Regions from separate parts of the Mus musculus genome. Here all the other regions are linked to region 1. A link is a loop called in an ENCODE intact Hi-C map of the cell type or tissue named here. Cell type or tissue: heart. All regions are shown on one strand. Each heading gives the region's core, and the rest is flanking DNA. Links, peaks and the distances in the headings are about the cores only. Region 1 holds the start of Fbxl13 (F-box and leucine-rich repeat protein 13). Region 2 holds the start of Phtf2 (putative homeodomain transcription factor 2). Region 3 holds the start of Napepld (N-acyl phosphatidylethanolamine phospholipase D). Region 4 holds the start of Dnajc2 (DnaJ heat shock protein family (Hsp40) member C2).

What was found. Peaks named below come from ENCODE experiments on the same cell type or tissue, not always from the same donor. Only the 100,000 strongest peaks of a DNase experiment are listed, where the experiment ranks them.
Region 2: a loop joins it to region 1, with 11 times the contacts of the local background. A loop is called at or near these places in 3 of 42 quality-filtered maps.
Region 3: it touches region 1 in a loop (7-fold over the local background); 13 of 42 quality-filtered maps call a loop at or near these places.
Region 4: a loop joins it to region 1, with 3 times the contacts of the local background. A loop is called at or near these places in 2 of 42 quality-filtered maps.

The regions. Positions count from the first base shown.
Region 1 is chr5:21,642,003-21,649,251 of GRCm38, forward strand. It overlaps Fbxl13 (F-box and leucine-rich repeat protein 13), which reads right to left and starts at 3,603. Exons shown (of 21, transcript NM_001199632.1): 1 at 3,460-3,603. The coding sequence starts at 3,534. It overlaps Armc10 (armadillo repeat containing 10), which reads left to right and starts at 4,004. Exons shown (of 6, transcript NM_026034.5): 1 at 4,004-4,233; 2 at 6,618-6,766. The coding sequence starts at 4,101. In heart, for the core only: a CTCF peak has its summit at 3,229 (motif pointing left); DNase peaks (open chromatin) are centred at 3,599 and 3,949; H3K4me3 peaks cover 2,308 bases; H3K27ac peaks cover 1,079 bases.
Region 2 is chr5:20,878,540-20,885,788 of GRCm38, forward strand. It overlaps Phtf2 (putative homeodomain transcription factor 2), which reads right to left and starts at 3,585. Exons shown (of 18, transcript NM_172992.3): 1 at 3,417-3,585. Tmem60 (transmembrane protein 60) reads left to right here and starts at 3,914. Exons shown (of 2, transcript NM_177601.3): 1 at 3,914-4,116. In heart, for the core only: a CTCF peak has its summit at 2,927; a DNase peak (open chromatin) is centred at 3,822; H3K4me3 peaks cover 4,076 bases; H3K27ac peaks cover 2,856 bases.
Region 3 is chr5:21,697,068-21,704,316 of GRCm38, forward strand. Napepld (N-acyl phosphatidylethanolamine phospholipase D) reads right to left here and starts at 4,329. Exons shown (of 5, transcript NM_178728.6): 1 at 4,138-4,329. In heart, for the core only: no CTCF peak of the experiment used is centred there; DNase peaks (open chromatin) are centred at 4,404 and 4,734; H3K4me3 peaks cover 2,008 bases; H3K27ac peaks cover 1,763 bases.
Region 4 is chr5:21,780,766-21,787,836 of GRCm38, forward strand. Dnajc2 (DnaJ heat shock protein family (Hsp40) member C2) reads right to left here and starts at 4,400. Exons shown (of 17, transcript NM_009584.4): 1 at 4,224-4,400; 2 at 2,282-2,472; 3 at 556-631. The coding sequence starts at 4,287. It overlaps Psmc2 (proteasome (prosome, macropain) 26S subunit, ATPase 2), which reads left to right and starts at 5,982. Exons shown (of 12, transcript NM_001368661.1): 1 at 5,982-6,119. The coding sequence starts at 6,050. In heart, for the core only: no CTCF peak of the experiment used is centred there; DNase peaks (open chromatin) are centred at 4,446 and 5,976; H3K4me3 peaks cover 3,744 bases; H3K27ac peaks cover 3,120 bases.

The sequences.
Region 1 (7,249 bases), core at 1,033-6,032:
CATACCTCCAAAAATATTTTAAAATACTTAGTTCCAAGATCTTTTGAAAAGATGCTACAACTTTTTATGTTCATATCTTTTATGTAGGCAATATTCTTAGACGGCAAGAACATCTTATTAGATTCTAGTGATGGGGAAGGCTAGCTCGATGTAAGTGCAATCACATGATCTGAGAAAGAGACAGAGAAAGAGTATTTCCTGACAGAATAATATTACTTTTTTATTTTTATGCTTTTAACATTTATTTATTTGTAGATTGACAAACTCATTTATTTACTGTGTGTGCATGTGTGGAAGTCAGAGAACAACTTTCAGGAGAGTGACTTACTAAGGAGCCAGTCTTGATCACCGGCCTCTACGTGGGTGGACGCATCCTACATAGAGTAAGACACTGGAGAGTGGTCAAAATTCCATGGGAGGAAGACTCTTCCTCAGCGAACTGACAAAGCTCAGCTCTCATTCCCAGCTCTGGGTCTAAAATGAAGACTGGGTCCAGGCAGAGGATAGTCTGCCACTAGTAGAAAGAAAACCAGCCAGCTTTTGTGATCACTTGCTCAGTAACAAATATGTTTGGGTCTAGGGTGTTCATGAAGGAAGCTGGGAGCCAGCTGGCACAACTCTAAGAGAGATTCACAGGAAAAGGGGAGGACTCCTGCAGCACAGCAGAGCAGCAGCCAGCTTCATCCGCCTGGATCGAGCTCAGCTCTTCCCTCTAGAGTGAGGAAAGGGAGGACTTTCTCTGCTGAAGAATGCATTGTGGAGAATGTCTACTGTTCTCTTTTACTTGATAGCCAACAAAAAAAAATCACTCAGTGTGTAGAGGTAATTACTGGAAGAAAAGAAACAACAGACAACAGACCCAAAAATTATCCAGATGTTGAAGGAACCTGTGTTTCTTCTTGTTTTTGTTTTATTCAGGCTTACCAAGTGTCTTGAACTCAACATGTGGCCCAGCCTGGCCTCAAAGCAAGCCTCTTGTCCTAGCTCCCCAAGAACTGGGATTATAGACATGTGTGACCAGCTTTCCAGAGAGTGATTTTTACAAAACAATCATTAACATGTTTGAAAACAGGAGATTATAGCAAAATAGATGAAAAAGTATCTTTATAATTTTAATAAGTGGAATGCATTAAAAGGAATCAATGGGCATTCCAAGACTGAAAAATACATTATCTACAATTAAGATTTCACTTATTGTATTCAACAGATGGGATGAGATGTAACAAAAAGCAGAATTAGTAAAGTTAGCAATCCACTAAATAAGTCAATGAAAAATATCCAAAATATCATCCAGAAGACAAAAAAGAGGTAGCTGGACAAAAGCTAAAACAGAGGACAAGGGTAGAATTTTATTATATTCATGATTGGATTCCTATAATAGAAAAGAATTGGGTAAAAATAACAATAGATTTAAGTAATTGGTTCCAAAACCAATGAAAATTAAATATCAATCAGCAGATTCAATAAGCTTAGTAGATCAGGCAAGTGTTGTGGTTTTGGTTTGGTTTGGTTTGGTGTTGAGGTTTTATTTTGCTTATTTTTTGGTTGTGTTTTTTATTTTTGAGTCTTACCATCCCTATGCCTGGGCTCAAGCAAGCTTCAGCCTCAGTCTCCCTGGCAAGTAAGAGTTTACAAACCATTACAAACCACTGGCATGGGTAGGCTTTGGTTTGGGTTTTTCCTTTATCAGAGTGTACACAGGTTTGTAGGGAAACAGTGTTGTGGATGGACAACTAGGTTTACTTAGAACACACAGGCAATGTTCAGAAGAGGTCAAACATGCATAGATAACTGCAACAAGTACAAAGTACAGAGAGACCTGGCAGAATAGAAGTCACCTTAATGGTCTGAGGGAAAGTGAATGAGTGTGCCCAAAACCTGTCTTGCCCCTGCTGTTAATGTGTGAGCAGAGGTGACTGAAGGGATCATCTGGATAAAATCACGGGGAAAAGCCATCCTAAAAGGAAGTGTTGTGCCCAATTGCCCTGGAGGTTGAATGGCACTCTTCTCTCTCCCTTAGAACTCCCTCATTCGCCCCATTTCAGAACTCCCGCTGTATCACCACATAACATACACCGCGTAACATAACATACAGATAAATGGGAGTCACCAGTGATTTCTCAGCTCCCTGCCCCCAGGAGTACAAAACCTGGTTTTCAATACCATACTGTCCTCCCGAGGCAGGGCAGAATGAGGGGACTGGAGGGGACTGGAGGGGACTGGAGGCGGAGGTAGAGGAGGAAACCCTGCTCCTTCAGAACTGATCTACTTTCACTGCTCAGAAAGGACTTTAAGTCTGCGGGTAAGAACCTAATGGACTTCAACTGTGCTCACTTGAGGCTGGGTGCTGTATCTCCAGACACTTCAACCAAGGATGTCGAGGCCAGTAATTAGGCTCTGCTTACATAAGGTCAAAATGACACATTATCTTGAATTCCTGGCCTCCCCACTCCCAGAACTAAATGAAGCTGTTCATAAATGCACTATATGTTAGTTACTGAGAGAAAAAGAAACTTCGGTTTTTAATCTAACTTTGTTACAGACTATACTCTTTGGGTGATGTTAATAAAAGGGGAATGTTTATCCTTCTGGGACTCTGGGGTGGTACCCAAGGAGGGTTTTCCCTTCTCCTCTGATAGGGGGAAGGGGGTAGTGGGGGAGGGGCTTGTAAGGGACTGGGAGGGGAGGAGAGGGGTGGGCTGCAATCGGGAAGTAAGTGAATAAAGAAATTAAGAAAGAAAAAGAAAAGGGGTAGTAGTTTCTTGGCAACATTTAGAAATGTAACCTTGAAAGTCACAAGAAAAAATACTGATGTCAGCATTGTGAAGACAACACTTAAGGTCGACTCTCCCTTCAGAAGCCCGCAATTGTCTGACCAGGTGTGTTCTACTCTCTCTACTGGAGCACCTTTGTTCCTGCGTTTAATGAAGCCAGCTTTGCTTCATACAAGTTGGCCCCGAAATTCATTTCTTTGTTGAAACCAAGACCTCAGGTTTTGCTTGGTGGCGATCTCTAAAAAGGTGTGTTGTGAAGCTGTGTGTAGAGGCAGGTGACTCTTCTTCCCTCCTGCTAACAACGAGGCGGGGCGAAGCCTACACCCAGAACCCCTCAAGTCTTTTGTCTTCAAGTGGCTCACCACTCACTTCTTGCTCAAGACGCTCTTCCATAATAGAATTTAGTAGTTGACACTTGGAGATTCCAACCCAGGCCCTGTGCTCTTTGCGCCCCCTGCAGATTGTCACTTTCCCCCGTCCCCTTCCTTTGTCATCCCCACCTGGGCTTGGTTTTAGCCACCGGCACCCTTCGGTCTTCTCTAACCTACCCTTCTCTCTCTAGTTACCCTAAATTGACTTCAAGCTTCCCCATCCTGCTCCTTCTTAGCTCCAGTTCCGGGAATCTCCTTGCCTCTCCCAGTTTTTCCCCGCGCCCACTGTGTGAGAGGCTATGTGGCTGCAGTACCTCACAGATTTGAGGAATGTACTTGTCCCTGAAGTAGCTCCTTAGCCTGGGGGTGGCACTGCGTAGTGAAGCCATGGTCAGAAGCAGGACTCAGAATGCGTTTCATAGGTTACTGCTGTTCACGTTGAGGAGGAGAGACGCGCCGGAGCGTTGCCTAGCAACCACAAAGGAGGTGCCAAATAGTCCAAGCCTTTCGCGAGATGAAGAAAGAACCTAGCAGGGAGGGGGCGGGGCAACTGGGGCGGGGCGGGGCGATTGCAGAGGGGCGGGGCAGAGAGGGGCGGGGCGAGTGCAGAGAGGCGGGGCAGAGCGGGGAGGGGCGGGGCAGGACAGTACAGGCCGGGGCCGGGTAAAATGAGAGGGCTGGACGGGAGAGTGAGTGTTGGGGCGGAGCTAGGGTCTGTGTTCAACGCGCCGCAGTCCCGGTCTTGGTCCAGGAAAAAGCTGCTTGCACTAGGGGCATCCCGCCTGCCTGGTGAAAGGAACCGCAGCACACAGGGTGGGAGGGCTTCCGATTTTAGCAGGGCGGCTTCCGGAAGGCGGAGCTCCAACCCCATTTCCTTTCTCTGGGCTGGTTCTGGCCCAGCTGCACCTGCGTGTGGCCCTGGCTCCTCGGCTCCCTGCAGCTCCGAGGCAGCAGCATGGGTGGCGCGCGGGACGTGGGCTGGGTGGCAGCAGGGCTGGTCCTGGGCGCCGGCGCCTGCTACTGTATCTACCGGCTGACTCGGGGACCGCGGCGAGGCGGTCGCCGACTGCGCCCTTCGCGATCCGCAGGTGAGGCGATGGGCTGCCCGGCAGGTGGACTGGTTCGGGGCTCCGGACCCACCTCAGGCCAGGCTGGGTTGGAGGTGCCCTAGACACCCGCGACTGCATGGGGAGAAAGGCTGGAGGTAGACAGACGACTCTGGAAGCCCAGGTTGCCTTGGGTGGGTCCTGAGCCGCTTCCCTGCTCCCACTTCTTTGTTTAAAATAAGAGCTGAAAACATTGCCCGAAGTGTCCTGTTACTTCCCTTCGGCTTCACAGCCAAGAGCTGAGGTTTCTCCGAGCCAAGTAGATTGCCTCTCATTTTAAAGTTTTACCTGAGCTTTTGTGTTGTTATCAAAGAGATGCCCCTTACTGTGAGAAGGTTCTCAGGGGCCTCAAGCCTGGGTTGAAACTTTGCTCGTGCTATGTGAAGAATGGATCCCTGAGATGCAATTCTGCCAGCACTTTGTGGCACCTGTCCTGGGAAGTACCTTTAAGTCATCCGTAGCGTCCCTGCAACCGGGGTGTGTGTGTTGGGAATAAGAACCACAACCAACAGGAGACACACCCTTCTAAAAGGATGGCTTAAGTCGTGAAAACTGTTGGAAAAACTATTTGAAATAAAACCTGCCAACCAATACCTGCTTGCCTCAAAGGTAGAGAAATATATTTGTTTTTAAACTGAGGTTGGTGGGAGCTAATTGCCCTTCCCTAGAACAAAAATAAGGCACCTTTAAAGGCAGGTAGAAAACACATCTTTGGGTTGTACAACTAGCATTTACTTTTCAAAATTTGCACTTACTAGAAGGGACCAGGAACAACCATGGATTTATATTCCAGCCTTCCATTTCCTCCAGGAAATGCTGTAAGAAAGGGGAGTGCACAGAACCTTCCCCTTTGGTCACAGAGGAAAGCAGTTTTTGAAAATGAGCATTTGCCCTTACAAAGCCTGATTTGTAGGGTGCTTGTTTGTGTGTGGGTTTTTTGTGGTTTTGTTTGTTTTTTCTCTCTGTCAAATATTTCTATACAAGAATACTTTGGTGGGTTTTTGTTGTTGTTGTTGTTGGTGGTGGTGGTGGTCTTTTGTTTTGCTTTTTTAAGGCAGAAGATCTGATGTGTCCCTGGCCTGGAACTCACTGCATAGCAGAAAATTTGAACTTCTGATTCTCCTGTCTCCATCTCCGGGGTTGCTGGGTCTGACAGCATCCACCACTACACTTTGGTACTGAAAAGAAAACCAGGGTCAGACAGCTTTAAAAATCGATTGCCCACAGCCCCTTCCCAACGTTCTACCCTTGCATTTGAGAGAAATCTATTTCTTCTTCTCCTTAAACTGTTGAGAAGTGTGTAATTCCTCCTGTGAAGTTTGTTGGTCCAGGAGAGGAAGGTGTTGCCTAGCTCTAATCCCAGCCCGAGTCCACTGAGGTAGGATGATCACGAAATAGTGCCAGTCTAGGCTAACCTGCCTCCAAAAACAAGTGTATTCCCCAAACAAAGACTCTCTGAGGCCATTGAAAAAGATGGAAACAGTATCAAATAACTCAACTTGATGTAAGACCCTGACTTATATAATATAAACTCATTCAATCATTACTAATGAAAATCTATCAGGGAAATAAGATACAGAGCCCAGATGGACACATATGGAGAATTGATAGAATTATATGTTGTTTATTGTATTAATATATTTTTTAAAACTACATGCTATTGTATAAAAGTTATTAAAATAGTATTTCTGACAACTTGTAACAGTAAGAATAGAAGGAATGGGGCTGGAGAGATGACTCAGAGGTTAAGAGCACTGACTGCTCTTCCAGAGGTCCTGAGTTCAAATCCCAGCCACCACATGGTGGCTCATAACCATCTGTAATGGGATCCGTTGCCCTCTTGTGGTGTGTCTGAAGGCAGTGTACTCGTGTGTGTGTGTGTGTGTGTGTGTGTGTGTGTGTCCCCACTGGGAGGGGGACATCTAAAGTGCTTAAAACAATGAACAATGCCAGGCAGCCATCTACAGAGCCTCTGACATTTGACTTAATATTTCTTTTCTTTATTCTTTCAGACTCTGGCCAAAAGAAAAGTGTAAGCAGGCGTTCCCACACACTGCACCTCCCTGGTCCTCAGTAGCGCCTCCCCTCCCACGGGCCAGCCTCCATGGCTGACACCACTTGCATTTTTAAAGCCATGACCTTCCTTCTTCCTCTTCTCCCATCTCCCTCTTCCTAGCAGATGCCAAGATTTGTAGCTTGCCTGTCCTGTGGTTTTTCTCTTAACACATGAAAATTGTCCATGACCTTTAAAAAGCCAAACAACTGTGCCCAGTATCAGAGTATATGTTTGAACATTTCACACATTAACAATAAAACACATTACTGGTGAGTTTCAATGAATTCTAAATGGCTTCCTTCTTATGCAGAAGACCTAACCGATGGCTCCTATGACGATATCTTAAATGCAGAGCAGCTTAAGAAACTTCTGTATCTGCTGGAGTCAACCGACGATCCTGTCATTACTGAAAAGGCCTTGGTCACCTTGGGAAATAATGCAGCCTTCTCCACTAACCAGGTAAGCCTCCTCTTTCCACACAAGTAGCTGTGGCCCCATTCTGAACTCTTAGCTATCCTCATATGGCATAGCCACTTGTGCTCACAGCAGTGTTTGCTTTTCCTGCTTCAGAAAATCACACGGATGATGGCACAAAGTAATTTCTGAGAAGCTGGACGCTGACGTCACGTTCATAATAGCTCCCGTTCAACACTAAGCAGAAAGTGGTCTTTTCCTTAAAGTTGAGCAGTGCCTTCATAAAACAGTGAATGCGCCTAGCATTTAAGTCTGTGCTTTAGTGAGACAGACAATCTTGGTGGAGAGGACCCGATGTAGGTGGTCCTTCAGCCAGTGGTAACCACAAATCAGTGTAAGTGACTGAGACCCGAGAGCATAATTTGAATGTTCTTCCCCCACAGAGCACGAGGAAAAACAGTTTGTGGGTTTTTTTTTTTCAGCAGTTTTTTTTTCTTGTTAACATTCACACCAACGGAGATTTATTTT
Region 2 (7,249 bases), core at 700-5,699, 760 kb before region 1:
TGGTCACAGACTCTTCACCTATAGAACCATAAGCCCCAAATTAAATACGTTTTATAAGTTGCTTTTGGTCGTGGTGTTTTGTCACAGTAACAAAAAAAAAAAAAAAATAACTAAAATGATTATTTGGCAATTTCTGATTTTCAAAATCGGATATACTCACTCTGCCGAGACACAATCTATGCAAATCAGCATTTATTGTTGATATACAAGGACTTATATATAATGCTACAATTCCCATTCTCTCAAGCTAGACTCATGGTGTGAGACTGTCTTCTCCTGTATGGAGTATCTTCCTTCCTTCTCTATTTATGGAAACTACTTAAGTCTCCAATGCTCAAGAAAGCTCCTCCCAGAGGCCCCTGGTCCTGTGAAGGCTCTATGCCCCAGTGGAGGGGAATGCCAGGGCCAGGAAGCCAGAGTGGGTGGGTTGGTGAGCGGGGGGAAGTGAAGGGGGTAGGAGGAGGGTATTTTCAGAGGGGAAACCAGGAAAGGGGTAACATTTGAAATGTAAATAAAGAAAATATCTAATAATAATAAAAAAAAGAAACCTCCTCCCTGGACCTCCCAACCATTCTCTTAAAAAATAAAAGATACATGTTCTTCCTTCTTTGTTCAGTGCTTATCATTTTATTTAGTACTTAATATTCACTTACAAGTACTATCCTCTCTGTTCAACAAATAAGGAAACTGATGTGGTATCATGCTCACAGTAAAAAAGATCAACAGGTATTCAAACTCTAGTGACTATCTTGTTTTGGTTTGGTTTTCTTTCTTTCTCTCTCTCTCTCTCTCTCTTTCTTTCTCTCTCTTTCTTTCTCTCTCTCTCTCTTTCTTTCTGTTTTAAGTTTACATTGATGGTTTGCCTGCATGTATGTCTGGGTGAGGAGGATGTTGGATCTCCTGGAACTGGAGTTACAGTTATGAGCAGCCATGTGAGTGCTGGGAACTGAACCCAGGTCTTCTGGAAGAGCAGCCAGTGTTACTTTTATGCGCACTGATGTTTTGCCCGCATGTGTATTTGAACCTTGGTCCTTTGGAAGAGCAGCCAGTGCTCTTAACCAATGAGCCATCTCCCCAACCCCTTTGGTTTGGTTTTTGTCGTTATTGCTTTAAAACAGGTCTCATTATGTACACTTGGCTGTCCTAGAATCCAGACATCTCCCTGTCTCTGGCTCTCAAAACCTAGATAGAATTAAAGGCACATGCTACCACACGTGACCCAAGTACCTATCCTTTAAACTCTCCATAAAGTCAGCCAGATTCCACACAGTCACAACACAGTAAGGTGCTATCCTTTGTTTAAGTATCGCTCCTCTTAAACCGCTGACTCCTGCCTGGCAGTCCTGGGCGGTGGTGGCGCATGCCCTTAATCCCAGCACTTGGGAGGCAGAGGCAGACATATTTCTGAGTTCGAGGCCAGCCAGGTCTACAAAGTGAGTGCCAGGACAACCAGGGCTACACAGAGAAACCCTGTCTCGAAAACCAAAAAAAAAAAAAAAAAAAAAAAAAACAAACCCGCTGACTCCTAAGAAGAGTGACAGTGATTGACTTCGTCCCTACATCTTTAACAACACTCAAAATTGCGTTTACACAGTGATCTGAAAGTGTTTCAAGAGAAAGAGCTTGGACTCAGCTTATCACCCCGCAACACTGTTGTCTATTAGTCTCTTTCTACCAAGTCTACTCCCATTTAACTGTAGTCCAAAAGCATACTTGAAATGTAGTCCTTGTAATTAAATTGGTTACAAGTGAATCTATCAACTTATTACCATTAAAATCTCGAACCATTAGTTAACTAAATCTTAGTTGTAATAATAGAGAATAGTAATTACTCATTGGATTATGTGACATAATATAATATATAAATAATCCAACTAATTTATGATCTTCATTTTTTTCAACATACTAACATAAATTCTCTTAGTGACGATATATGCATTACATATTCCCTACAATTATACATAAACTGAACAAGCCAAAAAGGTTTCCACTTAAAAACTGTTCAGGTCATCTTTATTTTTAGCATCAACTCTCCAGTGCCAATTTGACCTTTAAAATATTTAACTCTTGCAAGCTTGGCTATGCAAGACTGCCCACACAGTTAGATGCACTTGAAATAAATACATTTTTATGATCTACTACAATATACTAAAACTCAGAATCCTCGCCACCCAACATTAGATAGTTCTGATACTATCTAATGCATTCAACTGCTTCCCTGTGCAGGAGGCAGACTACTTCCAAAGAGGGAAAAACTTAAGAAATTTCCTGGAACCACCTTGTTTTCTGGTTCCAGACATGGCTCAGTCTACCCGGACCTCCTGATTTCTTTCCTCTGGGGTCTAGAGTCTGAATCATAAAACTCACAGAAACACCCGTTTCTTTCCCTTTTAATCTATAGCCTGTACACCAAACCTAAGTTAGGACTTGAGCTAAAGTGCACGTGGAAGTCCAGTGTTAGGAAAAACGATTTACAAAAGTACCTAGCAAATTCATAATCACTTAAAATCAAAGACTCGGAAAAAGAAAAAAGGCAAGAAACGCTTAAAAATGTTTGATGAAAGCAATAAAAAATTACTAAAGTATTACACGTAAAGTAACATCAAAGTAAGCAACGTCTACCACTGACAAAACAATTGTAAATTGCATACCTAATTTACATACACCCAAGTATGTAAAACCCACAAGGAAGATTAATTGCTCCACATTGTACTTTCCCAGTAGCACATGTTAATACAGTCCCCAGGTGTTCTCCGGACAAAAATAAAATGGTTAACAAAATGATTCCTGAAGTTTAACAAGGCAGTGATGAGTTAGAAAGCACAATACCAGAACAATACTAGAACGCTGGCTGTCAACACGAGGCGGAAACAAGGTGAAGCATGCCTATGGACCACTGCATTGTTTGCAGACCTGAAATGCCCTGCCAAGGCCCACGCGCGAGACTCGGGTAGCCGCCCCTCCGCGGTCGCTGTAGGAGCCGCAACTCCCGTGCGCCGGAGCTGCGGGAGCAGCAGCTGCCCTTCCGCGCGGGCAGTGCCTGCACGCAGGGCGACCGCTCCGCGAGCCCGCGCGCGCCTCGGGCCGCTAGAGGACCTCGCGTGGGCCCCGGCCCGGCCACCCGCCGCCCCCACACGCCCTCTGGGGACCGCGCGACCCCAAGCCAGAGGAGCGCAGGGGCGCGCGCGCCCACACCGCGCCGAGCTCCGGCCCGCAGCCGCCGCGCCCCGGCGAAGGGAGGGGGCCGCGGCCGAGCGGGGCCCGCAGGTGCCCGTGGCAGGGGGCGCCACGGCGACCACGAAGCCCGCGCCCCCATCCCGCCCGCCGCTCCGCCGCCCGGTCCGCACAGCCCTGGGATCCTGTCAGAGTGCGGCGACCTCCACATGGCCCGCCGAGCATGGAGCTGTGGCGCCTACCGTAGCCGCCGGCGCCGCGCCGCTGGGAAGCGGCTAGGAGACGCGCAGAGTCGCGAAGGCTAGTGCCGCCGCTGGAGCCCAAAGAGCTACAGCCCCGCCGCCGGCGGCGCGCTGCCTCCACCCTCGCGCCGCTCGCGCCGCCCGCACCGCGCTCCGCCTCCCGGGACGCCCCGCCTCCTCCGCGGCTCCTCGCATGACCACGGAGTCTGCGCCGCAGCCCGCAGGTTACGGGACCGGGCGAGAGGGGTGGGAGGGTCCCGGCGAGCGAGGGCGGGCCCGACGGCGGGCGTGATCGGAAAACTGACTTTTCTACCAACCTATAGGACTAAGGGGCGGGCCCAGGGGGCGCGGTCATTGCCTCCCTTTTTTATCGCTCTAAAACGGAGGGCAGTCAGTTACTGGCGGCCAAATGAACCAATAAACAAGAAAAACGGGCCCGTGAGCGCCGAACGCCGTTCGCTCTGCTCTCCGGGATAGGCCAAGGGCGGCGGGAACAGCCCCGGATGTGGGCGGAACCTTGAGGTGCGGAGGGCCTCAGCTGCGGCTGTTTGGAGAGGCGGAACTATGTCTTCTCCTTAATTATCATGTGAGGGCCTAAGAATTTAATGGGGGGAAAAGTGTGGAAGAGGATTAGGATCCAAACTGGCGGATTTCCCGACCTTCGCTGCCCTCTCGGCTCTCCGGCCAGCCGCTCTACCAGGTGAGTCGGGAGCTCGGCCCTTGTCCTGTCCGTGCTGCCTCCGGGTGACCTCACCCCTTCATGCTGCGTGCGGGCGCGTTTGCACGACGGCTATGGGATGCGTCTTGCAAAAAACGCATTAAATTCCAGCATGAGTTTGGGAGAGTCCAGATATTCCCGCGAAACCACCATGGGCATTTCCAAACCAAAGACCAGGATAGTTTAGCAGGATCCTCACGTTCCAGGGCAGATGAGCCCTAAAGTCAACCAAGTTGTAAGCAGCGAGGCCACTTATTTTGAGAAGGAAATTGTGAGCTGGTTAAACAGAGCTGTCTTCGGGTAAGGAGAGTTCATTTATAAGTATTAAGAGTAGCGGGAGAAGGGAAATGGAATGGTATGGGAAGGACCTTGGATGAGTCTACTACGCACAACTAATTACTAGATGCAGGTGTGTATTTCCATGTGTGGGGAAAGAAACTCTGAAGGTTTCAACAATGGATCCGGAATCATACGGGCAAAAAAAAACAAAAACAAAAAAACACCTTCTGTGTACAGATATAACCACCTTAAGTGAGAAATATCTATTGAGCAAATCTTAGCCTTGGACCAACACATAGAGAGAAAATGGTGGTAAAAACCAAATAAATTCTATTAAAACAGTATGTCTTTGTAAAATTGGAACCTTGTATTACCACTGTAGTTCAGCGTATGTAATCCTTAAACGTCAGTTAAATGTCAGGAAGGTCATCTCCATTGTTGAGAATACTTTTCTACAACCGAGTTTTGTTTCCACCCACAATTATAAACTTGTAACCGCAATAAGCTTAGGCCCTGGCCTCCTTTCACCTCTTGTCCTAAAATGCCTATAGTCATTGCACTCGACTTGGCACTTGTTCCTGAAGGGGGTGGGGATGGGGGAGAAAAAAGTTTGTATTATCCTGTACCATATAGAAAAGTTGTGTTTAAGGATATTAATAATCACAAAACTTTGTTAAAGGTTCTTTAAATTGACCAAATCAGAGGTTAGGACTGAGCAAACATAATTCACAGGATTAAAAACACACAGTTAATTAAGCAGTCTGCCCACATCTCCACCTCTGCTTCCAAACTTAATCTCATTCCATTATATTCTATTTTTTGTAAAAGACTGGTACAGAAAATTGCCTTCCGTGACTTAACCTAATGTGAGCAGTTCCTTATACCCCTGTGCCTTTAAGTCCTAGCAGAGTCAAGTCAGGTAGCTCTTTAGATAGAGTTCAAGGCCAGGCTGGTCTATGTAAGCAAAGTTCTAGGCTGGCCAGGCTATGTAGGCAGAGCTCTGTCTGCCAAATCCCTGCAGTCCAAAGCATTTGCAAACTAAACAAACTGCTAATAGTTGAGAGTGAGAAGGTGCTAGGACATCAGCATCCAACTGCTAAAGTTCAACAGGTGTGTGTTTACCAAGATTAGCATCCTCGAGATGTGCAGACTTTAGCAATAGATTGACCACAGCTCTTCTTGTCTGTCCCTGCTTCTCCTGCATCACTCTCACCTTTTGTTTACCTCTCCCCCTGGTGACCTTTCCCTTCTCTCCTGTGTGCCTGTCTTCACTCTGTCTTTTGCCAGTGGCTTTGTCATGGAGATTACTTTCCTACTTAGTTGTTCTTGGGATGGTAAGAGCAGGTAAATGCTGCACTTGCCACCCAGGCCCATGGCCTGAGCTCAGTCCCCAGGACCTGGGTGGTGGAAGGAGAGAAGGAAATTTTCCTACTTGTGCCTCTCACACTCTCATGACCACGTGATCAGAGGAATAAAATGTTACTCAGCTTTTGCCATTTCCTTGCCCTCTGTTGAGTAAGCTGCCTTACTCCACTGCATGTAGTTTGCCTTCTGATTCCCATTGTATCTGCCCTTCCACTTAAAGGTCGCAAGGCTTCGATTAAAAAAAAATCTTGAAATGTAAATCCATACATGAAGATTAGATACATCTTTATACCTTAAGCTAAGGTATAAGTTAATGAATTCCCAACTGAAAGTAGAAGTTCTTAAGAATTATCTTAGTGATACTAGCATTGAAAAAAAAATAAGAGAAATTAAAAATATTCTGGCAGTGAGAGGTACTGGGTACTGGGCTTTCCAAGCATAAGGATGCATTCTAGAGTAACAGAGCTAAGGTTCTGGGTAATGGAAAGATTGCTTGTTGGCTAAAAATGCTTGCTACTCTATCAGAGGACCTGAGTCAAGTCCCAGTACCTACATAAGGCGATTAGGACTGCCTGTAACTCTAGTACCAGGCGATACCAACCAGGGGTGCCAGGTAATCTTCACATTCAGAAGGAATCTTAGCACTGAACATTTTTTTTCTGGGCTCATGTGGCACACACATGTAGACATACACATAAAAAGTTTTTTTTAAAAGAAATCTATTTTAAAATAAAAGAGAACAGTGATATAAAAGTTAGCCCCTGTCATTGGATCTTTAAACACTGGGTAATAACAAAATCCCAAGTTTTTTAGTGGTCTGCTCTAGCAAGGAAATACTTAAAAATACAAGAAACAAGGATTATGTGCAAGTATAGTTATCAGTCCTGTGTGGATTATTTAGCCAGTGACACCTCTTCAGTCTTGCTGTTTATAAAAACTATATAAAGTTTATATCAGTCATTCTATCCTCAAAAACTTCATTATGCACCCAGCAGTGGGGCACATGCCTTTAACCTCAGTGCTGAAGAGGCAGAGGCAGGTGGATTTCTGAGTTTGATGCCAGCCTGGTCTACAGAGTTTCAGGATAGCCAGGGCTATACACAAATCCTGCCTCAAAAAACATGTTTCAATGTGTTGACCTCGGGTGCTTTATTTTAGCACCTCTTGAAATTAAATGCAAAACTCTTAAGTTTGCAAGTATGCAGAGAGGTTAAGAACATCCCTGTGGTGCATCGAAAGGCTTGACTTGGACCTGATAACACTGAAAAGGAACCAATTGCTCATGAATGAGGTTCATGCCCAGTGTCCACACTATCTTAAGTCAGTCGTGGACTATAAGAAATGGTGCAAGGACTGGAAAGAGAGCTTCGCAGTTAACACAGCTAAGAACATAGACTGCTATCTAGGCAGTGGTGGAGCATGCCTTTAATCCCAGCACTTGGGAGGCAGAGGCAGGCAGATTTCTGAGTTC
Region 3 (7,249 bases), core at 1,346-6,345, 55 kb after region 1:
GGAGGAAGCTAACCAGTTGAACCAAGTCCATACCCTCCAGGGTCTCTTGCCATTTGAATATCTATCCCATGACAAAAGTCAACACATGTGTGACCTCCTTACAGACCAAGCAAGCCAGGCCACAGAGTCATAGGATGTTCCCAGGATCTGGATCTGGCCAGAGGAGTCTAGACTGTCTATTAGCCATGCACTCCCCTTAATTATCGTTGGATAATTAAGATCGCATCTCACCTAAAAATCCTTAGCAGAGCACACAGAGACATGGTCCGCACCGGGAAGAGAAATGGCATGCTCTATCTCAAGTTCAGGACTTTGTTTAGTTTAAATTAAAAAAAAAAAAATATGAAGTCCAGAAACTGCTGAATTGTCTATTAGTGACTTTAACTCCAGGAGAAGAGAGGGTGAGCTTGGCTCTTTAACTACAGTAGAAGGAAGGGTGAGCTCGGCCCTTCAATGAGTTCTCTAAGCAAGCTAAAAAACACACACACACACACACACACACACACACAAAAACCCCACACATTTAAAACGGGAACAATTATCTCTGTAGACTGAGCAAGGGGTTTCAAACACAGAAAATAACTTCCAAAACAAATGACTGTGGTCATCTAATAGCTGTAGGCCAAGGGTCTGATAAAGCAAGACAAACAAGTGAGCGGTTTAAAGGATCGCTGATGTCCTAACTTCATTCTTCTAACTGAGGAGGATTAGAAAATCACATGAGTATATCAGACATTTCCTATTTGGTCATTAGTTAGTGTCCCTTGGTATGGAAAGTTCCAACTATATATACACACAGAGCTCTCTCTTTAAGAGTAACGGGGTTGGTTGTTCAGCGTGCCAGGCAGAAGCCATGCTAGCTTCTGCCCTTTGCTTTTTCTCAGACAGTTTTGCTACATATCCCAAACTGGCCTGGAACCCTCTATGCAGCCCAGACCAGCCTCCTACTCACAATCCCTCACCTGTCTCTTTCACCGACATGCTGGAATTATGAGCATGCGTTCCCACACTCAGTACTATGAATTGTTTTTCAGTCAGGCTTTTGATTTATGCTGATCCATCTAAATCTAGTCCCATGACTCCACAGCCAATGATAATGGCTATCCCCAACTTTTTATCCAGTTTAAAGGTACAGTATATACTGCATTGGCAACCTATACTGTGTGATCTTGGCTTGCCTGCTTCATCTGTATAACATGAATCAGAGTTATTGCCTTAAAGTACCCAATGGCTAAAATCTCCCAGGTTCATGAATTCTTGTCTTTAATCCATGGAGTAGTATTAATAAAGTCAGGTACTTTAGATCAGCAAGATCAACTAAAAATAAACATCCAAAAATATCTTGAAAAAAAAAAGTGTAGCCAGGCGTGGTGGCGCACGCCTTTAATCCCAGCACTCAGGAGGCAGAGGCAGGCAGATTTCTGAGTTCAAGGCCAGCCTGGTCTACAAAGTGAGTTCCAGGACAGCCAGGGCTATACAGAGAAACCCTGTCTTGAAAAACCGAAAAACAAAACAAAACAAAAAAAGTGTAAGTTATAATACATCATTTAAGGTTAGTTGGCAGTAGAATGAGTATAACTATGTATGGACTGCTCCTGGAGCTAGCCAAGAACATACATAGCATGGTGTAAAAGTCAATTAGTTAAATAAAAACAGAATAAATGGTTACTAGGTTCAAAAGATGGGTCAAGTAAAGCAGTAAGTTATAGACATGTAGAATTCTTCAGGAATGTAGTCGTTAGAACGACGATTGCGGGCTGGTGAGATAGCTCGGCGGGTAAGAGCACTGACTGCTCTTCCGAAGGTCCTGAGTTCAAATCCCAGCAACCACATTGTGGCTCACAACCATCCGTAATGAGATCTGACGCCTTCTTCTGGTGTGTCTGAAGACAGCTACAGTGTACTTACATACAATAATAAATAAAATCTTTGGGCTGAAGTAGGCGGAGGTCCTGAGTTCAATTCCCAACAACCACATGATGGCTCACAGCCATCTGTACAGCATACAATGTATGCATATACATAAAATAAATAAATAATAAATCTTTAAAAAAAAAAAGACGATTGCTTCAACCTTGCAGTGGAAATCACTGGAACTGATTTTCATGCCAATGTTATACATGCCTAATAGTACTTCAATTAAACCACTTTTACTTGTATTTATTTTAATCTATAGTACCTACATAGACAGGGCGCTCCATGCAGCCACATTCTTACTCATATAGAATGAAAAGGAATGGGAGACCCCACTCTAGCTACAGCTATGCACCACTAAGAGAAACACACGCATACATGCACACACAAATACACATACGCACTCGTGCACACAGAAAACAAACTAAAGTGAAAATATAAACTAAATTTCCACAAAAATCCCTTTGGCTTTCTAAATACCTAAAAGAATATAAGACTTCTTTCAAACAAATAGGTAGGAGTGACTCAAAGAACTAAAGTATAACCAAAACCTTTTCCAATAAAACATCCCTGACCTTATGACAGAACCCTTACGTTAAAATGTCTTTAAACAGTCCCACTGAACAAACATTAGAAAACAGTTTTGCATAGGAGGCAACAAAATGAACCAGCCAGTACCCCTAGACCTCCCAGGGACTAAACCACCAACCAAAGAGATCAAATGGAGGGACCCATGACTCCAGCCACATATGCAGCAGAGGATGGCCTAGTTGGTCATCAATGGGAAGAGAGACTCTTGGTCCTGTGAAGGTTCTATGCTCCAGTGTAGGGGAATGTCAGGGCCAGGAAGCGGGAGTGGGTGGGTTGGGGAGCACGGGGAGGAGGGAGGAGATAGGGGGTTTTTGGAGGGGAAACCTGGAAAGGGGATAACATTTGAAATGTAAATAAATATCTAATAAAAATAAAAAATAAAAAATCATCAGTTTTGGAATCAGAATCTGTCTGATCGAGTTTGGAATTGTGGGTGGAAAAGGAAACATGATAAATACACTAGAGATGTTTGTCTCTTGGACACTTGCTATATAATTCGTGAAGGGATGAAGCCTGTAAAAATATTAACAAAATAAAATCTTTGAAAATTATGACTGTATTTCCAATTGACTTACACCCATTTCAAACCCTCGATTCCTCTTAGATTCTGATTTTAAATGCACATTTTTGCCCTAAATCTTTAACAGAGCTAACATTTCCTTACAACAAAAATCAAACTATTTTTTTTAATTAGACTGTTGTAAGATACAAGTAATCACCCTTTTAAAGATTATGTAACTTCTTTCTAAATCATGTTGTTACCACTAACTTCTACCCAATGTGACAAAACAGAACTGTTATACGTCCATCTGTTAATAAAGATGAAAATTATTTCTTAATTTAAGAGAAGTGTGTTGCAAAAGTGGCTTTCTGACTTCATGCTAAGCCAAAACCACCCATGCAAGTCACAGCATAACAACGTATAAACAGCCTACAGTAAGGGCAAAGCAAGAATCCCAGACTTTTTTTTTTTTATGTTGTTGACTTTTCTCAATCCCTTAATGTTTTCTGGGTCTGACTGTTAGTACACATTATCCAGGTTCCACTGGAGACCTTGAACGCATATTCACAACAACCGGGTTCATACCGCGCTCCTTGGGAAGAGGAGTCCATATGAACCGCCATCAAGAATAGCCGATCTAATGAGCAAACACAGTACAAAAGAAAGAAAAGGAAAAAGAAAAGAAAGAAAAAGGTCTATTGCCATCCTTCTCTAATCCCGCCTCGTACTTTTATTCATTCTGTGGTTAAATAAGTTACTCTTACTTTAAGAAAAACGGCAATAATGCTTTGGGGATGGATTTTTTTAGGACATAAATACTACACCGAAGCTGAAATAAGTTGCTCTGAGCAAGTTGTGGACCCCATTCATTTACATACAACCAAATGAAGATACACCCACTTGTATTCCTATCGTGGAGCTGTAACCAGGGAGTCTGCAGCAGGAAGGGTAGATCTTAAATCCCAAATACAGCTACTTCCCTCTGGGCGCCTAAAAACGCGGTGGCTCTTCACGTAAGCGGATCCAGAGATGCAAGCTCCGCAACTCCAGAGGTGCGGTAATTCAAAAGAAGCCTGCCACTCACAAGTGCATCTCCAGGAGGAGGCAGGGCTTGGGTGCTAGAAACCTACTCGAAACCCGCTGCACTTCACCGAGGTATCCGAACAGCCCCAGAAAGGCTGTTCCACGCAGATATCGAGACTAAGGAGCAAACCAACGAAAAGGAACCGCGGTCGCCGAACCGCCTCCCGCGAAGATCCAGGCTAACAGCAGGGAGGCTCACCCGCAGGCGCTCAGGTTCCCGGGAAGGCGGCGCGCTGTATGTGGGCGGGGCCATGCCGGTGGGCGGCGCTGGAAGGCGGGGGGCGGAGTTGGTTAGAGGGCGGGATGAAGCGAGGCTGCTGGACGGAGCGGAAGCTCGAGGGGCGGAGCCATCTTGCGAGGGTGGAGCGAAGGGGCGGGCTCACCTTGCGCGGAGCGCAGGCAGGCGCGCGCTGCGTCGCGTCTCCTCGCCTGAGGGCCTCGGCTCTGCGGGCCCAGCCGCTCTACGCCCTCCTCCCGCGTCTCTCCTCCCTCGGCCCGGCCACCCCAGCTCCGCTGAGGACACCAACAGCTGCACGCAGCGCCTCAGCACGCGCCGCCTCCCCATCTTTGGTGGCGGTCGTCTCTGACCATGCGGTCCCAGGCTGCAGCCGGGTCATACCGGGAGCCACCCCCTGCCTGGCCTTTACCAAGATGGCTGCCCCGGAGGACAGAGGCGCAGAGGCCTCGAGGCCATCTTGGTAAAGTCCGCGCAGCGAGCAGAACTGATACCGCAAAGCTCTCTGACCAGTTTGGCTCCCAGCCTTCCAGGTCACGTGAGCTCATTCCTTGACAGTTGCTAAACCCAGAAGAATCTGGTTGCCCAATGTGCCTGTCGTGGCCCACTATGTACAACAGCACTGACAGTCTTGACTAAAGAGCTCGGTTACAGACACTGATTATATATAGTGAGTACTGAGTATAAATGGCTCCACTACCTTGTGTACTCAGTTACATTTTAAATTATGTCAGCCTTCGGCATATAATGTTCTAAATGTCTGGCTTTTTGAAATCTCAGGATAAGATCAAAACATAAAATTACAATTCTGAAATTCTTAACTGGTTGAAATTATTTCAAGAGATAACTTGCAAAGTCATACAGAATTCAATGGTAAATAGATAGGCTGACAGTTTAAATACTCTTGAAGGTCTTTGTGAGATATATTCATAGACCAGAACTAAATAGATTGTGTCTGAGATTGTGTTAGCAAAAAGAAAAGAAAGACCAGGCATTAGTACAGATACGCTAGGAATATGCAAACCAAACTATAATGCATTTAGAAAGTGACTATAGCTATCTAATACTGCAGGACACTATCGATGTATACTTGATTTCCTCAGGGTAGTTTGCAGTTGTAACTGATTGTTTTCCTTTTGCTAGTTTTAAGTGTAAAACTAGCAAAAGTTTAAAGTTTATTCCTGATAGCTCTTTTGCGCCTGGGTGGGGCTGAATAATTCTCGACATGCATTAGCAAATTTTAAAAAAGAAGGGAAGACACACTTCAAATTCAACCCCAAAGGACAGACTGCTATTACTGCTTCGATTCCTAGCATCCTTGCTAGGGAACTTTAAACATGTCATTTCTTGCCCTTATTCCATCAGTCACTGTGAACACATTTTATATACACAAAAAATGGGTCTGCATTGTCATGCTGTTTGGATAAATTTCTGATACAATAATGCTTAAATCATTTGACTCTTCTAAGAAGAAATATTCTGGGTTTCACAACCACAATAGCATTTTCATACAAAAGTAAAAGGTTTAGTTTGACATGCCGCCATGTTCACAGAGTAGTTACCTCAGCACAAGATATGAGTCTATGAGTCAGAAAATGAAAATGGAGTGCCTCTTAGCATGGTGGAGAGAGGAGTCCTCAGGGAGCTAGTGTTTTAGATAAGCAAGGCCAGTGTGTGTCGGGAAGGATCACAGTATGCAGTAAGGTTTGTTTTCCCAACCCAGCAAACACTACAGAAGTTTCAGAACTATGGAAGAATTCGTTGTTTTCCCTAGAGAAACCAAAGGAAGCAAATCAGTACAACAAATTCTATCCTGCAGAGCAAACCCTCTCCAGTTTGTTCTCCTTCACTTAGGACAGAATGAACATTGCACCCTAAGCGTTTTACTCATGGTTTAATTTTAGACTCTGACCTGCTGAACTGAGTGAGTTTTATTTGCCTTTCCTATTTATGTCTCTCTTAGGAAGTGGAACACTCAGAACGTAAGGCTAACTCTTCGTTTTCTGAATTGCTCATTTTTAATAAAGATGAGTAAATTTACACAAGTCCCTAAAAGTAGCTAATGACCAATGTAATTTTTTTTCCTGAAGGCCAACACTAGAGAATTATTTCTAGAAGACTTTAATATCAGATCTGTATTTATGGAGCTACCAACTCAAAGATTTCCTAACTATTAAAAAATATAGGCAAGGGAAAAAAGAAATCTCAAAGTTGAGTGGGAAAGAGTTGCAGAATGGGGGAAGTGAATTTATTAAAAATATGTTGTATGAAATTCTCAAAGAATTAATAGAAAATTGTTTAAAATATGTAAAACACATGTATACTGCCAAGAGATGACAGGAAGATACTTAGACAACTAAATTCTAATCACTTTTTAAAATTAACTATCTTTGACGTGAGAAAATCTCCCTTCTACCTCCCAAGTACTTAGTCCCAATCCGCCACTGTAGTTGTACTGTTCTGTTCATCTAAAACAACGGGGGTAATTGATAAAGGAGGGGAGGGTGCTGATAACAGTGGCTAGTTGTTCTGTTTTGGACCATTAGTCAGCAACTATTGGCAAAAGCCCATAGTTTCCATTTGTTTCAAGGTTTTTTAAAGAACAGTTTCAACTCTCATAGAAATGCTGCTGCTTTTTATGGTGAAAAAGGAAAAAAAAAAAAAAAAGCACATGAAAATTCACTATCCTAATCACCTGAAATGCACAGTTCAAAAGTGTTGGGGATAGCAAGGGGACTCACCAGGCAAAGGTGCTTGCCATGCAAGCCTGCCAACATAATTCAGCCCCTGAAAGGCAAGAACCAATGACACAGTTCTCCACAAATACACTATGGCACACATGCCCATACACATATCATGCACACATCCAGTAATAATTATTTTTAAAGCATTGTTGAATGGCATTTACTGTGAGCACATACAGA
Region 4 (7,071 bases), core at 2,072-7,071, 140 kb after region 1:
ACCCTCAGATACGCACCTACACTCACGTGCACATACCCACACAGATACACACCTACACTCACGTGCACATACCCACACAGATACACACATCTAATTTTTCAAAATTAAAATCTTTTTTAGGAAGCAAAACTAAAAGAGACCTAATTTTTTAATTAGACGAGAACATGGTGATCATACCTAACCGTCTACAATCCCAGCACTTGGAAGGCGGACATGGATCTAAGGTCTGAACAGCAAGACCCTGTTTCTCTCTTACCTGGAAGAAATCCTCAGAGCAGAGGACTAGGCATGAAGCTCAGTGGCAGGCAGAGCTGGCCAGGACTCAAGGCCTCAGGTTTGATTCCCAGCACCATCCAAACCCAAAACAAACGAAACCCGTTTCCTTGATGGGCAATGATTCTTACAGGGTTTCTGATCTCTTCCTGCAGGACTTGAACTCTGAGAACACTCAAGGTCCCCCTAATCCCTTCCCTTTCTAAGATGGGGTCTCATGAACTTCAGGGTGCTGCACCCCCGAGTTTGGAGTTATACCTCCCATACTAAGTAAGTACTTACGAGCTGCTTTGATCTGTCTCTGTGTAGCTGTGTATCTGACGTGGCCAAGTCCAAGAACCGCATAATGATCTTGATTCTGATAAACACACAAAAGGGAGTTAAATCTGAACAGAGTACATCCAACCCTCATGTTTTAATATCATTAAAATTTTTCCAAAGCGAGGCTTCAGGCTGGAGCCACAGAGCACCTGCTTAGCATGAAATGAGCCCGAGTTCCATCTCTAGCAGCACAAGCAAGCAAGCAAACGGAAGTGCAGCATCCGTAGCAGAATCCAGAGCTTCTGTACAGAATGGCTCTGTGTAAATGAGTAGGCGAGTGGTGATGCAGCATGCCTTAAGTCCCAGCACTTGGGAGGCAGAGGCCCAAATATTTCTATGAGTTCAAGGCTAGTCTTGTCTACAGATCCAAGTTCCAGGACAGCTAGGGCTACACCAAGAAACCCCATATCAAAAGAACAAAACAAAACCAAAACCAACCAACCAACCAACAAGAAAAAGAATGTAAGTCATTGTGCAGTCATGTAAGTTAGGCGCCAGTCGTGGATGACAATACAGCCTTCTTGATATTTTATGCACATGAGTCCAAAAGACTCTTAATGAGCCACAGACCAATGTCCAACCAACTATAAGACAACTTTACTAATATTTCGACCCAAAACTCCCTGCAACGTTCCTTAGTCTGCATCCTAGCCCTGGCTACCATTAGTCTACTCCTCCAACCCTGGCTACACATCTCCATCAACAGGCTCTGCCTGTGCAGAACATTACTCAGTTTCCACATTGCCAACAGAATGGTTCTTTTCAACCTTAGAGACATGTGAGCTTGTGTGTGTGTGCACGTGGAGGCCAGACCACACGCTCAAGTGTTATTCCTCATGCAGTCAAGCGTTTCCCTCCTCCAGTCAGTCTCTCACTTGCCTGGGGTCCACCTTGCATCTGGACTAGCTCATCAGTAAGCACACACAGCCGTCTCTTCCACCGCAGTGCTGGGATTACATAACGTGCTTTGCTCAGAACCTCAAGTCTTCTGATTCTTCCTGTCCCCTTTGCTCCCCTACCAAATCCCCAGACTTTCTAAACTGGGTTCTGGGGCTGAACTTACACAGTCTTACACGTACTCCAGTGACTTATCTCCCTGAGGCTAGCCTGGGAAACGCTGATGACTTAATGTCTTCAAGGATATTAATTCATTCCTAAATATAGCTTTAAAAATATAGCATAAACATCTAGACTAGGTTTTTCTGGGCCTACTTTTCCACAGCCTTGATCCCCCATGTGTGGTCAGACATTCTTCACTCCTGTGTCTCTGGTATTCTGTCTTCTACCCAGAATGCCTTTTTTCCCTTCTCTACTTCATTAACTGCCACTCCTGTTTTAAAGATCTGCTGGAGTTTGTTGTCTGCTTTTTAAAAGATAGGGCTTTATGTAGCCCAGGCTAGTCTCTAACTGCTGTGTAGTCAAGGCCTTTGAACTTCTAACTTTCCCATCTCCATTTCTCAAGTCCTCCGTTTATAGGTGCACATCACCATTCCCAGAGACATTACTTTTCGCTGTGAAGGCTTGCTTGACAGCTATGGCTGAAACAGCATACTATGGGCTTAGCAATTAAGAGCTTACTTATGACTATCATGTTGAACTGCCTTAAAATACAGGGTACTAATGGGAAACTAGGAATGCAGCCTAAGTTTGATGCTCTGAATGAGCGAAAGCTCTGCATAGCAAATACCTTCCAATCTTTGGGATCAAGTGTTTTCAGCATGGGGAATTCTTCTAACTGTAACTCTTCATCTTCTGATTCCTCTGACAACTCTTTCTTATCTTCCAGTTCCTGAAAAGATGTAGAAGCATTTCTGTTTCTCCTCTTAACAAAAGCTTCAAACCATCTTCCCACAGGTTCAACTTGACAGACTGAAGAGGCTGTGAGGGAGAACAGTAAGACTTAATTTATTGCATGGAACACATCTATTTCAAGGCCACACAGTTTCTTAGGGAGAGCAGAACAATGATGTCAGAATATAATTTTAAAACCACCAACTATAAAAATCCCAGTTGCACCCTGGGTAACAAATTATCATTGGTAACATCTTTTTATTCCAGCAGTCTCTTCCAGTTGATGTGCCACTAAGGTTGATGAGGTGAGCTCAATGCCCAGAACCCATATGAAGGTAGGAGAGACCTGACTCCATGGACTTTTCTTCTGATCTCTGCACACATGCTGTGTGGCACTCAAAAACACTTGATCAGTTATTTTTTTTAAGCATAAGAAAATAATTTCAGCAGCTAATCAATATTTTCCTGATGATGTGAGAAGGGAAGGCAAGAAACGAGTAATAGTAATAAAAAAAATGATAAAAAGCTACCAAAAAACAAAGACTGCACACTCATGCGATCTTAATTATTAACAGATTAGCTATTAAAATGGTTAATAATTCTAAGGATTCTCTAACAATAATCTGTTGAAATAGACAATTTTCCAAGCCAATGCTGAGAACTCATTACCGTTTCTATGTCTTAATAACACAGGCTGGATGTAAACCCAGAATTTCAGGGCTTTAATCTAGAACTGTAAATTTCTTGAAACAGATTGAATCATTTCAGGATGGAAACAATACCTATCTCACCCAGTTCCTAGAATATTCGAATGCAGTTTTAAAGCTTTAAACTGTTGTAGAGAAAGTAACATGGAATAAATAACTGTAGATATGTATAACAGAAATTAAAAAATGGTAATCTGTGTCAGGAAAAAAGATCATAATTTTAATTTCTTAAGAAATCAAAGGGCAATTTTCTGGTGCACAATTTGTGGGCATCATTTTCTAAGACCCTTTCTTTTTCACGTTTTAACTGGCTTATGATATTAAGATTTCCTCCACCTAACACAGGAGAGGAGTCAAACGCGAAAATGAACCGGCTGAGTAGCGGGGGCGTGGCTTTCAAAACCGTGTCTTGGAAGCCTTTCCCTCACTACAGGATTACCGCGACACACAAACGCAACACGTGCCATGGGAAACATTTAAAAATTATATTCAACAAGTGCCCACGGTAAGCGGCTATGGGAATTAATGTAGATCATTAAAATGAGAGACCCGACACTTGAAATACTTTCTGGCGTGCAGGGCTATAAACCAAAACCCCTACAGCAGGAGGCTAAGTTGTGCTTTTAACCATCCTTGGTGTACGCCAAGCTGTCCAGGAGCATTCACAGGGGGCTTCCAACGGAATGAGGAAGTTCTGAGTTCCGACAAGCAAAATACACAGCCGGGAGCAAAGGTGGAGGCGAAGGGCTGAACAGCGTTTACAAGGCTTTGTATCTCTCCCGGCACGCGGGTGCGTGCAGCGGGGTCGCTCCGCCGTGGGCAGGGGGGGTGCCTTAGGGGGCCTTTCGGGGTACAGGAGGGCTCGGTCCTCAGCTGTTCAGCCCGCTCCGTGAGTCAGCAGCCTCACCAGGATGAAGGAACCACAGGTGCACAAGGAAGACGCCCCCACCCTCCTTTCCGAGAAACCGGGGACACTTCAAATTACAGCACTGAGCAGCAGGGGCTCGTCACAGTCCCCCGAGTCCCGGAGCAGATTGCCGGGGTCAAGGCTACCGAGCCAGGGGTTGCTAGGGACAGGGCTGGGGCAGGGGCGCCCGAGGCAGGGCGGAAACTGGGTTGGTGGGCACGTACCGGAGGTCAGAGCGTGGGTGATGGCGGTGCCCTGGCCCTCCGCGGCGCTCGGCAGGAGCAGCATGCTGGTTGGGGCTGGTCCCGCGGACGCCGCGGCTCACGGCCGGCAGGCAGGGCCCTCCGCGTCCGCACTACCTGTGGTCTGAGCCTCGCGCCTAGGCTTTACGCCCCGGAGCCGGCGCATGGAGACGACCAGTGAGCACTTCCGGGATGGGGCTCGCACGGCGCGGCCGCCAACCCCACCCCCACGGCCTCGCGCCAATGCGCGCGGCCGCCTACTTCCTCTGTGACTCTAAACCGACCGGAGACCAAGGAGCTCGAAGGAACAGTTCCTAGACGCATCAGTTCCTACGTGAAAAGGATTGTTTTGGTTTTTGTTTTGTTTTTTTGTTTGTTTTTTCACGTGAGAGCAAGACGGAGGAAATAATTTTGAAAAAGAACTTCACTCACTTTTGTCACCCAGGCCGGCCTCTAACTTGTGAATATCCTGTTTAAATCTCCCAAGTGCTGAGCTACCACCAATCTCTAGGTACCTCATAAAAGTGGAATCATATAACTATATATCATTGTATTGTTATATTAATAATGTTATATATTATAACATTGTCTCTATGTGAGCGGTGTATTCACTAGTATAATGGTCACAGAATTTATTTTTTTAAGGCCAAATAATACTATATTCCCATAACCACATTTTTGTTTACCCATCTTATGTATTTGGGTACTTGGGTTATTCTTCATTTGGCCTTTGCTAATGCAGCTATAAATAGGGCTGTACACGGATCTCTTTGAAATCCTATTTCCAACTTTTTGGCATTTGATATTTAGCAGTAGGATAACTAGTTTATATAGATTTTATTTTAGTTATTTTCAGTTTTTCGCAAGCACTGCAGTATTTTACACCAACAGTGTAAACAGCATCTATTTTTTTTTTCAACATCCGGTCAAACTTTCTTTTTAAACATAATAGTGATCCATGGGTCGGTCATGGTGGCGCACAGCCTTTGTCGCAGCAGATACCTCTAAGTTCTCAGACAGCCTGATCTGTTGCTAGATAGCCAGGACCACGCAGAGCCAGTCTTAAGAAGGAGAGAGAGAAAGAGAGAGGGGAAGGAGGAGGAGAAGGAGGAGGAGGAGGAGGAGGAGGAGGAGGAGGAGGAACCATCCTAAAGAGAATGACGTGCTTTTGATTTTAACATCCTTTCATGCGTCCGTTTATTGGCATTTGTGTATCTCCTCTAGAGAAATATGTCCAAATTCTTTACCTACTTTCCTTCCCTCTATCTTTTAATCTTCCCTCCTCCTTTCCTGTCATAACAACCAGATTCCTTTCTTGTTGTGGATCTTTGTATAACCTGGATACACACTCCCTAACAGAAATGCATTATCTTTATTCAATTTGTAGATCTAGCCACCAATTAACTGCGTCCAAACTGCCAGGCATTCTACAAGGCCTGCTCTGTAGCGCCTTTCCAGTCTTGCGAGGCAAACTATTTAGAGATGAAATAAACTACCCGCCTATGTGTATTATTTACTAGTGACTAAATCACGATTTTAGGTCATCAACTGAGCTAGGGCTAATCTTGGACGTTCCTATTCGGGTATCTAAAAAAGACTGGAGTTGTGAGGGAGCGGGGTGAACACGCGTTTCCTTCCACCAGACAACCCTTCCTCCCGTCAGCCGTGCGTGCAGTCCCCAGATGTCCAGGGAACCGGCGCCCGGGCGCGGAGCTACTTCCGGTGGGGAAGAGAAAGGGAAGACACCAGCGGAAGCGGGAAAGGTGCTGTGTAATCACCGAGACGCGGAGGCACTTGCGGCTTCTAAAATGCCGGATTACCTAGGTGCGGACCAGCGGAAAACCAAAGAGGAGGAGAAGGACGACAAGCCCATCCGAGGTGAGAGGACACGGGCCGGGAGCGGCCGGCGCTGGCACCGCAGAGGCGCAGGATTCCCGCCGCCTCGGTGCCCTGCCGGCCTTAGATCCGAGCGGTGACCGCTCTGGGCCGCAGCCCCGTCTGTCTGTCTGTCTGCCTCACGTCCGCCCCCTCGAATATTTTACCAGGCGCTGAGGTTCTGTATCTCCTGAAGTCTTGCAGGTCTTCAAAAAGTGGCCAGCCAGGTGGGCTGTGAATTCTACCTCCCGGCCCTGTTCCCTCCTTCCCAGTTGTAGCAGCTTGGCTACAGATTGTCACTGTGTAGCGACAATCCTGAAACACGATGGTACAAGAGAGATAGAAGAGATAAACTCTCATCTTGACCCCATGATTCCAGCCACGAAGTGAATTGCCATTTTACTCTTTTTTTTCTAGATATTTTTAACAAGACTCGAGTGTGTCTGTCATAATGTGTCTTGCTGTATATCAGCATCTTGAATTTAGAGATTTCGTGATAGCAAGTGCTGTTCCCTCCATGTGCTTATTGTCCTATGTTGTGGTAGTACAATAACATTTAATTATTGGTGGAGATTTCGATTGTTAACAGTTCACAAATGACCGTGTTATAGAACCTATCACATGGAAGTTACAGGCTAAATTCTAGAAGCAGGGGTATCATTATTGCCAAATGACTCCCACAGAGACTAGGCTTGTTGACATTTTTTTTCACTCATGTATGATATGTAGTCAAAATTTGGATGTAATCTTCATCCCCACACCTTTTTTAGTTTTTTCCCCCACTCCCCTCTTTTTTGCTCTTGTTTTGTTTTGTTTGTTTTGTTTTGTTTTTTACCATTTTTAGCTTTATCTTCATACTTAGTTTTAAATTTCTTTTACCTTAAGAACTATTTTTCAATGTTGCTGTGTCTCGCTCTTCCCTTTCTTAACAACTTCAACTCTCCTAGCACCTATC